Linked DNA regions of Homo sapiens: region 1 is linked to region 2. Evidence: read pairs that join two places in POLR2A ChIA-PET (ENCODE). Cell type or tissue: K562. All regions are shown on one strand. Region 1 holds the start of SNORD15B (small nucleolar RNA, C/D box 15B). Region 2 has its middle 7.3 kb from the start of SERPINH1.

Region 1 (4,000 bases), 150 kb before region 2:
CAGATTTGGTTTTCCACAGACATCTTAAGTATTTGGGGGAGTTTATCATGGAAGTAGCTGGGCATGTTCATATTCCTTGGTGTATCGATTGCCACGTTGATCTGTAAGAATCGATTTGCTGAGATCTGTCAGATCCAAGAGTTGGTTTGTCCTTGTTTTAGCCATCTGTGTACCCTTCAGTGATGACACGATGACGAGTCAGAAAGGTCACGTCCTGCTCTTGGTCCTTGTCAGTGCCATGTTCTGTGGTGCTGTGCACGAGTTCCTTTGGCAGAAGTGTCCTATTTATTGATCGATTTAGAGGCATTTGTCTGAGAAGGGTCCAGACCCAGGGGTGCTTGAGTAAACTGCTTGCTCTCTTTGGTCTTGTGTGATGGGGGCCTTTGAGACCCCAGCTGTGTGCTAACAACTGTGGTGTCCTCTAGGTGTGCTGGGCATCAAGGTGAAGATCATGCTGCCCTGGGACCCAACTGGTAAGATTGGCCCTAAGAAGCCCCTGCCTGACCACGTGAGCATTGTGGAACCCAAAGATGAGATACTGCCCACCACCCCCATCTCAGAACAGAAGGGTGGGAAGCCAGAGCCGCCTGCCATGCCCCAGCCAGTCCCCACAGCATAACAGGTATGTCTGCAAGGGCAGGGGCCTCTTGGGGCATAATAGGGTCCTTCCGAGTCTTTCTGTTAATACTTGTATCCCACATTCTGGTAAGCGTTTGGTGAATAAAAATTTCATTTATTTGCTTTATGTGGGAGAATACAAGTTGAAACCTGGGGTCTATTTAACCCTTGGTTCCAATGGGACAGGTGTTGCCTTTATTCTTTCCAGAAAGAAGTTCCTGCTTTTACTCGTGTATATGAAATAGTTTTCCCTTATCCTCCCTTATTTGCTCAAAATTTTTGGCTCAGTGCAACCTCTGCCTCCCATGTTCAAGCAATTCTCCTGTCTCAGCCTCCCGAGTAGCTGGGATTATAGGCACCTGCCACCAAGCCCAGCTAATTTTTGTGTTTTTAGTAGAGACGGGGTTTCACCTTGTTGGCCAGGCTGGTCTCAGACTCCTGACCTCAGGTGAGCCACTGTGCTTGGCTGCTCAAGATTTTCTAGGCACTTTTGCTATTCTGTCCTTTAGCAGCCCCTGTAAAACACTAACAAGCCTCCTGTGGTCAACACTTGGGGTTTTTTTGTTTATAGGTGTTGTCTCTCCAGGTGCCTTGTATTTTTTTTTTTTATATGAAAAAGGACAAACCCTTATGTATGCATTTTATTAATGTTGCTGCAAACCCTAAGTGGGAGTGTGTATCCATTTGGTAAATCAGGAACTTAATAACTCTGGTAAAGTTTCTTACTTTTGTGCTTTATTTGGTTTCAGGGTCTCCTTGGCAGCTGTATTCTGGAGTCTGGATGTTGCTCTCTAAAGACCTTTAATAAAATTTTGTACAAAGACACAAGGTCTGACTAGACTGTTCAGTATTCAGACTGAGGGGCATGTTGGCCTCTGGAGCATTACATATCTTCTTGGTTTTAACCATACTTGTGGTATTTGCAAGGGCCAGAACAGTAAGACCCAAGCAGAGCCAACCAGAGAAATAATATTTGTGTGATAGAGAAGGCTGATAGCAAGCAAGGCAGCACCTTGATTCGTTGTCCTGTAGTTCAGGATTGTAGGTTTAGAAGAGGGATATGTTTGAGTTTTTCCTATGCATAAGGCGATCCACGTTGCACATAGAAAGTGAATATAAATGGCCATTATATTTTGTGTCATGCTGTGCTCTAAGTGTTCTTTACATATGTACTCGTTAATCAACCTCTCTAAAGTGTAAAGGAAATTTGCTTGCACCACTGAAGGCACATAAGGCTCAGAAGTAAATTTGCCTAAGCAGTATAAAGCTATCATTAGAATCCACATTCCTAAGTTGTGTTCTCTTAGGGGATCATGGAACCAGTCATTGGTACTACAGGCTATTATGTTCTGGAGAACTGTGAAGAACATTTAAATTGTCTCTGATTTTATCTATCAATGTTTTGAAGTATTTTCTACCAGTGTCTGTACTTCACAAGAAATTCGGCACTATTTTTTCAGGCAAAACTAGTGAGGGACAGGTTGGCTTGAAAATCATGAGACTGTTGTTAAATCAGATGCTGGTTGATCACAGAGGGGACTTCCAGGGAAAGCTGTTATCAGGTGGCTGCTTCCTGGTGATGCAGCCTGGCTGATGAGATAACCCTGGCTCCACAGATGGCTTAGCAGGTGCTGTGATGATTTGGTTTTCTTCTCAATTAGACTGAGCTGCACATGGTGTTTATATTGCTTGGCACATGGTAAGGGCTTAATATTTGAGGTAATTATGTAGGGCGTACACTGACAAGTATCTGACCCCCCCTTCCTTTTTGACTCATAAATTGGTCATCTTAACCATTTAAGTGTACACTTCTATAGTGACAGAGTTAGCCCTCTGTCCAAGGGATTTGCATCTGTGGATTCAACCAACTTTGGGTCAAAAATAATCAAAAAGGATGGTTGTGTGTGTATTGAACATGTAGACTTATTTTTCTTATTTTCAAAATACTATATTTTCTTGTCACTTATTTTCTTGTACACTGCAGTTGTAACAGCTATGTAGCATGTACATTAGGTATTAAAAGTAATCCAGTGAAGATTGAAAGTCTAAGGATGTGCCTAGGTTATCTTAGGTATAAATACTCTACCATTTTGTATAAGGAGTTTAAGCATCTGGGGATTTTGGTATTTGAAGGGGGTCATGGAACCAATCATTGGTACTGCAGGAAGACTGCTCTATATTCTCATTGTGCATCAATCTCCAGAACTTCATCTTGCAGATGTGCTGCCCCTCCCTCACCTTTTTGAAAGAGCCTTTGATGATTATATGGATTCCTGTCTTTTTTATTTTTTGAGGTGGAGTTTTGCTCTTGTGTGCCAGGCTGGAATGCAGTGGTGCTATATCGGCTTACTGCAACCTCCGCCTCCTGGGTTCAAGCCATTCTCCAGCCTCAGCCTCCCGCTAGCTGGGATTACAGGCACCCGCCACCATGCCCAGCTAATTTTTGTATTTTTAGTAGAGACCGGGTTTCCCCATGTTGGCCAGGCTGGTCTCAAACTCTTGACTTCAAGTGATCCCCCCACCTCGGCCTTCCAGAGTGCTGGAATTACAGGCGTGAGCCACCGCACCCAGCCAGTTGAACTTACTTGAACATCCGCAAATTATTTTTTATTATTTTTATTTTTTGAGACGGAGTCTCGCTCTGTCACCCAGGCTGGAGTGCAGTGGCGCGATCTCTGCTCACTGCAAGCCCCGCCTCCCTGGTTCACACCATCCTACCTCAGCCTCCCGAGTAGCTGGGACTACAGGCGCCCGCCACCAAGTCTGGCTATTTTTTTTTGTATTTTTAGTAGAGACGGGGTTTCACCGTGTTAGCCAGGATGGTCTCGATCTGACCTCGTGATCCGCCTGCCTCGGCCCCTCAAAGTGCTGGGATTACAGGCGTGAGCCACCGTGCCTGGCCAAACATCTGCAGATTAAGTGCTGGGAATAGGTTAAGACTGTACTGTGCCGTATATTAGATTAGGTGATCTTTTAAATTCCTCATGAGTTTTCTCCAGTCCACTTGGAAGTTCAGCCGGTGGGAGAAGTTAGTGCTGTTAATTCCCACTAGGTGTTGCTGTAACAAAGGAAATGTGCAACAAGAGTAATAGCTTAAGGAGAAAGAAAGAAACTTAATGAATTGTGACAGAAAAGTATGCAGATTATTAGCGTAATAGATTACTGAATTATTGGAAGAAAGTGCTGTTAATTACCACTAGGTGGTGCTGTGACAAAGGCAATGTGCAGTAAGAGTAACAGCTTAGGGAGGAAGAAATAAACTTAATTGTGACAGAAAAATGAAGATTATTAGTGTATAGATTATTGAATTATCAAAGTGAACACCCCTGTGTAACCATTTAAAAATGCCAAAATATGTCCAGCTGTGGTGGCTCACACCTGG
Region 2 (4,000 bases):
TCCTTCTGGCTGGGCTACAGTCCCAGAGCTCCTCTGCTTCCTCCCCTCCGTCCCATTCCTGAGCACCTGGTGTGAGTCCCATTGTTTAAGGGAGTAGATTTGGTTTGCTTCTGTGTTCCAGAAGAGGGCCTGGCTCGGAACAGTTGCTCAGGAAAAGTGGGTTTTGAGAGAAAATGAGTGGTCTGCCAGTGCTTGGAATTTTATGTCAACACGATGTCTTTGGGTCAAGCCCTTCTGTCTCCAGAAGTTCCTTGGTAAAACCTCTATGGGGTAATCCTTGGGCAAGACTCTATCTCTGAAAATGCCCAGTGGTGGCAGAGCCAGCTCTGTGGGCACTAGACCTCCTCATCCCCCGCCCCACCACCCATGGGCACCATGGCAGAGCCAGCCTCACCTTAGGTGGCAGGGCAGAAACCTGGCATGGGTGTGGGGCTGGGCCAGTCCTGTGGACCTGTGATGCTGGCCTGTTGTTGACCCGCTTGCTCCTGCACAAACCGTGCCAAGCTCCATCTTCAGGCCAAGCCCTGTAGTTCCTCACCTCAGGGACTCACAGCCTTGCTCCAATAACCTGGGTCCCTGCCTTGTTCGGGGGACCAGACTTGGTGTCTAGATTTGTGTCCGGGACAGAACCTTTCTAGTACTCAGCACCACCATCGTTAGTCTTCTAGGTACCCTGTGTCAGGGAGCTGGAGGAAGATGCCTATGAATTCCTGAGCCTCAGCATATGCTCTGATCAGTCCTTTACCCCAACTATGTCCCAGGACTCCCTCAAGCCTGGCCAGTGTTTATCCAGCTCTCCCTTCTTCATTGTTCTAACAATTTAAAGCCTCTGCCTGGGGCCTGGGCAGGGTTAACAAAGTAATCAACTTTAGGCAGTGCCCAAAATGTGAGTGGCTCCCAGAGTCCTTGGCGACACTGACGCCAGCACAAACCTTCTGACACCCTTGCAGGTATGGCCCAGTGGCTGCTGTGGACAGAATCCCAGGCCCCAAGCAAGGAGAGCTAGCTTCAAACCCAGCTCTATAATCTCTGCTTGTTTGGGGCTCAGTTTCATCATCTGCAAAATGGGGAGAAAATGCCTACCTCATAGCAGGGTGATGGGAATTAATGGAAAATGCAGGAGCTCCTGGCACACCACAGGCACTGGGAAATGCTAGCTCCCTTTCTCCTGTGCTTGCTTTTGGTGTGAAGACCAGTCAGCTGTGCTCCCTGGGGACTCCCTTCCCGCTCCAGCTCCCAGCCTCTGAGTTCTTTTTCACAACTCTCTGTGCCAACTCAAGAGATGGGGAAACTGAGGCTCAGAGGGATCAGGGACTTGCTGAAAGTCAGGTGTAGAGTCAGAGGCTGAGCACAGGCTGGAATCTAGGAGCTGGGGCTCGGCCAGAGGTCTGGGCTTGGCAGGTGGCCAGCTCCTCCCCTCCCGTGTTTCCCCATCTGGCCCTGGGAATGCTGAGCCTGTGAAGCACAGCTGTATATATAGCATCAGCTATGGGCTCCTCCCCCATCACACACACATGGGCACACAGACACACACAGACCCAGCCAACAGCGCTGGGTGCTTCCATGAAAGGCGTGTTTCCCTCCTGAGTCAGAGCAGACCCCGAACAGACAGCCTTTGGGCCTGGCTGGGCTGCAGTCCCAGAGCTCTAGGCGGCCCTGAGAGCCAGCCCCCTCCCTGCTGGAACCTCTGGGCAGCAGCCAGCACAGCTGCATCCCCTCAGCAAGGCCTGCAACGATAGGCCCACGTTGCATCAGCTCGGCCTGTCTCTGGGCCTGCTCCGGCCCCAACAGCCAATGGGGCCCGGCCGAGTGTACAGACCCCAGCACTGGTCCAGCCCACCCCACCACCATCACCGTGCGGCCGCCTGGTCCTCCTTCGCTCTGGGCTAGGAGGAGGGCACCGCTGCTCCATCGCCTGTGGCATGGCCCTCTCTCTGTGCCCCTGCCCCCACCAGTGGCTCTGCCAGCTCAGCCTTGGTTTCCCTTCCGGGAGGTAGCAGGGTCACCCCTTGGCCTGGCGTGGGCCCATTTCTCCACAGCCTCTGTTCTCCTCAGGCTCTGTGCTTGCTCTGATCCGCATCTTTCACCTGTGGCATCTTTCAGTTACTCTCCTATAACCATGATTCACAAATTGTCATCTTTGGACAGGCCTTCTCTCCTGACAGAATTACGGACATTACAGCCTCCTGATGTCTCCAGTCTATGGAGCCCACCAGCTTCCCCCAGAGCTCACTGCCTTCCCCCAGAGTCTCCATTGCAGGAAAGGGACCATTTGCCACTTGTTCACCAGGCCAGACACCAGAGAGTCCTCCTTCCCCCTTCTCCCAGGCCCTCCGTGCCCAACCCACCGCCACTGGGCCCTCTCCAGCCCGAGGCCCCTGCCTGGTCTGGGCACCAGCATCTCTCTCCAGGTTACCGAGCCATTCTCTCCTCTGGCCTCCCTCTCTCGCTCTCCATGCAGCAGGCAGAGAATGCAAAAACGCAGGGTGACCTGTCACCAACTTCCACAGCTTTAGTCACACGTACCCCCCTCCCATGGTGGCCTCTGTGGGGTCTCGTGCCTACCCTCCCCTGGCTGCGTCCCATGAAATCTTGCCAGGATTTGGCTCTTTAGCCTGAGGCCTAAAGCCAGCAGGTCTGGGCTGGTGGGAAATGCCAGACCTGGCCAGAGGAGCCACAGCCCCAGCCTCCCACCTTCCCCAGGGTTGCAGCGCAGTATCTCTGAGCCCCAGGCTCAGCACCACCACTTCCCCAGCCACCCTCGGACAAGCCCCCTTCAGGCTGGAGCTTGATACCCTTCTGGGTGTTTCTTTTCTATTCACTTGGTTGATTTTTTTTTTTTTTTGGCTGACTATAAAAGTAATATATGCTATTGAAAACAATTCAGAAAAGCAGAGAAAAGAAAATAAAGATATATATATTCTATCTCCAAAGATAAACACTATTAAACGATGTAAGAGTATTTCTTTCTAGCCTTTCTCTATGAATATTTTATATACCTATGTATTTTGTATTAATACATATACTATACATTCATTCAATAAAAAACCCATGCTGGGCGCAGTGGCTCACACCTGTCATCCCAGCAGTTTGGGAGGCCAAGGCGGGAGGATCGCTTGAGCCTTTGGAGTCCAAGACCAGCCTGGGCAACATGGGGAGACCCTGTCTCTACAAAATTAAAACATTAGCCACGGTTGGTGGCGTACACCTGTGGTCCCAGCTACTTGGGAGGATGGCTTGAGCCCATGACATCTAGGCTGCAGTGAGCCATGTTTGCACCACTGCACTCCAGCCTGGGCGACAGAGTGAGATTCTGTTTCTAAATAAATAAAAAATAAATAACCCCAAATCTTTTAATAGCAGAAACTTTTAAAAAATTAAGTGAAAATCACCCCAAAACCAGCATTAACTTTTTGGTGAAATGTGAACATTCTTCCAGATATCTGCAGCTCTCCCGTGGAATTTTCATCAACAGGCTGTTTCATAAACGGCTTTATTTTTTATCCAACAATCCACCAAGCGATCTTTCTGTGCCTGGGGATTACAACAAGCTTTCCCCTTTTTGACATCTGCAAATACTTCATCCCTTATTGACCTTCTCTCCAATTTTTTGTTATTACAGACAAGGCTCTGAAGAACATCCTTCTGCATATATCTATGCTCATATTTTTAAACATCATTTCCTTAAGTGAAATTTCTAAAAATTGATTTTTTTCCAAAAGAACATGAATAATTTCAAATTGTGAAAATGTGTAAATAGGTAATGTACGCTCTGCACGCTGCTCTTCCACTCTAACACCAAATTCAGTATCAGGACATAAGAACTTCCTGGCTTTTTGTTTTTTTCCAGCTTCATGGTATTCTCAACCCCTATGGCTGGACAATTAGGTTGTTTCTGATTTTTGCTATTATAAATAGTGTTGCAGGGAATTATTCAATAACATATTTTTATTTAAAAGTGCCAACCACCTTCTAGAAAGCGTGTGCCAATTTTTCCTCC

What was found. Peaks named below come from ENCODE experiments on the same cell type or tissue, not always from the same donor. Only the 100,000 strongest peaks of a DNase experiment are listed, where the experiment ranks them.
Region 1: POLR2A ChIA-PET joins it to region 2 with 5 read pairs; 13 of 35 experiments call an interaction of 5 or more read pairs at or near these places.

The regions. Positions count from the first base shown.
Region 1 is chr11:75,404,247-75,408,246 of GRCh38, forward strand. It overlaps RPS3 (ribosomal protein S3), which reads left to right. Exons shown (of 7, transcript NM_001005.5): 6 at 426-622; 7 at 1,368-2,661. The coding sequence ends at 619. SNORD15B (small nucleolar RNA, C/D box 15B) reads left to right here and starts at 175; the gene lies at 175-320. RefSeq lists silencers at 2,059-2,353, 2,079-2,373 and an enhancer at 3,245-3,744. In K562, a CTCF peak has its summit at 3,818 (motif pointing right); a DNase peak (open chromatin) is centred at 2,185.
Region 2 is chr11:75,552,925-75,556,924 of GRCh38, forward strand. No RefSeq gene overlaps it. Among named protein-coding and RNA genes, the nearest start is that of SERPINH1, 7.3 kb to the right of the region's middle. RefSeq lists enhancers at 97-2,783, 764-1,511, 1,568-1,617. In K562, no CTCF peak of the experiment used is centred here; a DNase peak (open chromatin) is centred at 1,747.